Linked DNA regions of Homo sapiens: region 2 is linked to region 1. A link is an interaction called in ENCODE POLR2A ChIA-PET data of the cell type or tissue named here. Cell type or tissue: OCI-LY7. All regions are shown on one strand.

What was found. Peaks named below come from ENCODE experiments on the same cell type or tissue, not always from the same donor. Only the 100,000 strongest peaks of a DNase experiment are listed, where the experiment ranks them.
Region 2: POLR2A ChIA-PET joins it to region 1 with 17 read pairs; 1 of 35 experiments calls an interaction of 5 or more read pairs at or near these places.

The regions. Positions count from the first base shown.
Region 1 is chr9:123,683,480-123,685,979 of GRCh38, reverse strand. The region is part of intron 5 of DENND1A (DENN domain containing 1A); the gene reads left to right. Among named protein-coding and RNA genes, the nearest start is that of MIR7150, 200 kb to the right of the region's middle. RefSeq lists an enhancer at 1,089-1,138. In OCI-LY7, no CTCF peak of the experiment used is centred here; a DNase peak (open chromatin) is centred at 1,009; H3K4me3 peaks cover 550 bases; H3K27ac peaks cover 888 bases.
Region 2 is chr9:124,205,492-124,207,991 of GRCh38, reverse strand. No RefSeq gene overlaps it. Among named protein-coding and RNA genes, the nearest start is that of NEK6, 51 kb to the left of the region's middle. In OCI-LY7, no CTCF peak of the experiment used is centred here; DNase peaks (open chromatin) are centred at 1,391, 1,871 and 2,158; H3K4me3 peaks cover 1,452 bases; H3K27ac peaks cover 2,365 bases.

The sequences.
Region 1 (2,500 bases):
TTCCTAGGCTATGAAAGCTCCAGTAGGGTGGGCCTTAGTTAGAACCTCACTAACCCATTACATTATATTACAGTAGTAATTTAAACCATAAAATAAGATACTCTGAATGGGGAAAGTCTTGCAGGTGTGTGAATACAGGAGTAGGCAGCATCATAAACTCTCCTAGGAAAATGATGAAAGGCCTATGTGCTCACCCTGCCTGGGCTCAATGGAAAATATTGAGAATTACACTGAATTGTCAGTGCAGGTGCCATTATTCCAAAGATCTCATGTTACCAACACTTCACCGGTGATAACAGAAAAGTGCCTCTGTGCTTTCCTCCTGAGCAATCTCCTTCAATCAAAGTAATACTCTCATAGAAATAAGATGACAAAGCCACTCTCTAAAAGCAACAATTATTGAATGCCCATCAAGAAAGAAAAGAGCCTTGTTTCCAAAATCAAATCCAAGTGTATGTTTGGGTAGATTTATATAAGCACAGATGTTTTATGGGAGTTTTTGGTGTTTCTTCATAATGCAAATTAATATTTCTACTCATTCAGTACATATATTTTCCTGCATAGATATAATAGGTATCACAATGGGACATTAATTATGGACATAAATCAGAGATTCTTGAGCTTAACTAAATATCGTAATCAATTTACAGTTTGAGATTAGCAGCTGTGAGCAAAGCAGAATGCCCAGACTGGGTGAGACTGGCTTAGAGCTCCCAAAGAGGATTGTGTTTTTCTCTTATTGAGGTTGCTTTGACTTTTGATGTTATCAAAGAGTACGGTATTATCAGGGTGAAACAAATTGTACTCAGTTTCAGGCACTGTGATAGGTGCATTTACATATGTTTCAGCCTCAAAAGAACCATGTGAGGGTAGATATTCCCATTTCACATGTAGGGAAGGAAGAGCATGGCTCAGGCCACAGCCAGTAAGTAACAGAGCTGGTACTCAAACCCAGGTGGGTCTCCTGACTTTGCAATCAGTGTCAAGCTGATCAGTGAGGTGTCACTTCCTCTTGGAAGACTTTCTAGAATCTCTTCTGTGTTCCCTTTGTGAACCTCTATCAAAGCACTGACCCAGTGCTGCTGACATTATCTGCCAGTGTGTCTGCTTTCCTCTTTAGACTGTGAGCTCCCCAGATACTGAGACATGGGCCTTATTCCCCCATGTACCTAGCAGAGGGCCAGGCATATACTGGTGGGTCTTAATAAGCATGGGAAAATATGTGGGTAGATGCCATTGATGGAACATTTGAAAAATGAATCATCTAGAAATGTGTGATGTTTGGACTGGAAACGTCTCAGTTTTAAATTCTGTAAAAATGTTCATTGAAGCTAAATGTGGTTATCTCAGGAAGATGAGGTGTGCTTTTCCCTTAGGGAGGAACCACATATAACCTTGGTGCTAAGGTTGTGGTTTGAGAATCATAGACCAGCACACATGAGTGATTTCTGTTGTGCTTAAAGGTGGGAATGCTTGCTGGCTGAGTATAATAGGGGAGAAGATGTGTCTTACAGAAGGCAGTGCAGTTGGGCTCTGGGGTCTTTCCTCCTTCTCACCTCGAGTTAGGAGGGAGAGGGAAAGGAATGAGAAGTATAGGAGTGGAAGAGCTCATGTGAAAGCTTTTCTCTTTGGTGCGTTTGGAGAGAAGAGTATCTTCTGAAGAGAGGGACAGAAGAGGAAAAATGTTTGGAGCAGACTGGAGGGGGTGGGCAACAGGAGGCCTGTGGCACTGCAGATTAGAGGATTCTTGAACAATTTTAAGGGTTCACGTGTGCTTGAAAAATTAGGTTTTCAGATGATTGTCATCAGCCTGGTTTTGTGAACTTTTTACATAGCAATTGAAATGGGAACAAAAAGAGTAGATGGTGGGGTTTACTTGTGTTGAGGAGATGGGCAAAGGGCAAGAAATCTTGTTTGTAAGTATTCCTTGATCTACTTTGAATAATCACTTGCTCTATACTCATTATTTATCCCAGACTCCAGCAGGACATTTGCAGGAATTGTTTTTTAAAAACCAGGTCATTTTCCAAACCCAAATGCTGCCTGCTAAATTTGGATCCCCACGTCCCGACTAGAGTTGGTTGACTGTTACTCTGTAGCTCTAGTGGTAATTAATGGCCTTAATAGAACCTATAGAGATGAGTTACGTCTGTCAAGGTAAGCTATGATTTATTGAATGTCTCACATGTGCCAGGAATAATTAGGGGTTAAATAGTCAATACACAGTCACCGTCCTTGATCTCATGGAGTTGACACCAATGGAGAAGACAGGCAAACAAGCACGTATTATAAACGATGGGGAGTTTTAATGTCTAGTAAGCCCAGGAGGTCTTCATATTCTGGGAATAAAATGCATCAATTTAAATGGGGACCAAAAGCTCATAGTAAAAATGAGGAAAAGGTTAGGATTTTATCTAGAAAAAGTATAAAAAAGTATAAATTTACCTCAACAAACTCTGTCTCTTAATTCCAACAATGCAGTAATTCTTAGAAAGAATAA
Region 2 (2,500 bases), 520 kb before region 1:
CGAAACCCCGACTCTACTAAAAAATACAAAAAATTAGCTGGGTGTGGTGGTGGGTGCTTGTAATCCCAGAGACTCAGGAGGCCGAGGCACGAGAATTGCTTGAACCCAGGAGGCAGAGGTTGCAGTAAGCCGAGATGGCACCACTGCACTGTAGCCTGAGCAACAGAGAGAGACTCCCTCTAAACAAAACAAAACAAAACAAAACAAAACAAAAATAACAACCACAAAAAAAAAAAAAAAGAAGAAGACAAGACACAGAGGAGGAAAAGATCATGTAAAGATGGAGGAGAGACTGTAGTTATGCAGCCCCAGGCCGAGGTACACCTGGAGCCAGAAGTTGGAAGAGATGAGGAAGGTTCTCCTCTAGAGACTTCACAGGGAGTTCGGCCCTGCTGCCGCCTTGATTTCAGACTTCTGGCCTCCAGAACAGTGAGAGAATAGACTCTTTTGCTTGAAGCCATGCAGTTTCTGGTAATTTGTTACATCTGCCGTAGGAAACTCACACACCACCGGGAAGATGATGGGGTGAAATTGAATCACTCAAGTAGAGGAAGGAAGCCAGGAGGGGACCAATGGATAGTGAGAAGAGGTGGGGCCAATGGACTGGCAGTGCCAATGAGAGTCCAAGAATTATGGCAGTGGTGGTACTTGAGCAAGGGTCTGCAAGGGTACGAGGCAAGTGTGGTGTGGCGTGTTTCTAGAGTGGGGAACTGAAGCCAAGCCAGGGAGGTGACTTAGCCAAGCTCCCACAGTTATTTGTGGCAGAGGAAGAGACTTCCAGTTCTCAGCCCCTACCTAAGTCATTCACTCATTTATTCAATAAATTCTCATTGAGTGCTAGGTGCTCTGAATACCAAGACCAAAAGATCCAGTTCCAGTCCTCGAGGAGCTCATTGTGTACATACGAGATAATCTCATCATTCATTTAATCTGTTAAATATACATTGTAAATATACATTTTACGTAGCAAAGATACATTAAATGTCTATTAAATATACATTGGTGAACAAAATCACCAAATACACATCGGTGAAGAGTCAACAGCCCTCATGGAGCTTGAAGAATAGTGATTTACTTGCTGTGGGATGTTGGGCAAGTATCTCCATGTCTTAGTACCTCCGTGTCTCATTTTCCTCACCTGTAAAATGGGGATCCTAATAGTAGTCAACTAACAGGGTTATTGTGAACATGAAAGGAGTTAACAGCATGTAAAATGCTTAAACATAGTAAGCTTTCAGTAACTTCGCTCTTTTTATTCTTTAGTAATTGCAATGCATGTATATCTTGTACTCTCAATAGACCTGTTGCTGCAGTCAGTGCCCCACCCAGATCCCCTGGGTACTTGATTTTCTGGTACATGCAGATGGTGTCCTGCACAAGCACCTGTGATTGATTTTCTGCCTGAGTGCTTCCTCTTCACCATATTGCAGAGTTGGTTGGCTGAGGCCAGAAGCATGGGGTTGTTAACACCCTCAGGAATAGCATTCAGCCAAGGGTGCACAGGAGTGGAAGGACAAATATACCAGCTTCCTTTCCCCTTGAGTAGGACAGCTCTACGGCATGTTCTACTCTGACAGTTCCCTGGTGACATGGAGCCTTAGTTGCCCATAGTGGGAGCCTGCTTATTAACACATATACTTTATTGCTTTTCCTTCTTTGTGTTGCTTCCCCATTTCCCTATTGTTATTTCCTGAGATCAGCTCTAAAATAAACTAGCTGCTTACACTTAATCCTTGTCTCAGGATCTGCTTCTAGGGGAACATAACCTGAGACAGTTGGTATTGCAAATGGTCCTGGGAAGTAGATTCTCAAGATAGGCTTCTTGGACGCAATCACTCACAGTCAAGATGGCAATAAAAACCACATTTCTGGTGGTAAGTGAAGTGGTGGTAACACCTGGTGTGCTGTAGCCTCAGTCTTGCTAAGGCTGTCACCTGATTGGATTGGGAAGATTTGTAGGTGGAAGGAAACACAGTGGTATATCTCTATCACTTGAGAGATAGGGGGCAATGGTAACTGTAAGGATTGCAGAGTTGTTTGGCTGAAGTTAACTGCAATTAAAGCCCTAAACAAAGAAAATGGCAGGCTCAGATTAGCCAACTATCAATTTATGTCCCAGTGTGAAAGCCGGAAGGCTCACAGGGTGGTGCTGAAATAGACCATTAACTCCTGAAGCCAGAAGGCAGACTGTGCTGAAAATCAGACCTAAGATCTGATTGCAAGAGTAGTGGCAGTACACAGGGGGCTAAATTCACTACTCCAGAAAGACTTCTATGCTGAAATCAGAGAGCCAGTAGGGAAAGACTGGGACCCTGAAACCTAGGAGGGGAACATTTGTGTGGGTATTCCTGTTAAACCGGACCCTCAGATTCCCCTGAAAGTCTGGACTGGTAGAAGTGATCTCCCATCCTCTTTGCTAGAGAAGAGCAGCCTCCCCTTGGTGGGAGACAATGCAAAGCCTCACCTGAGGTGGATGATTTGCTTCTCAGGATAATGTGGA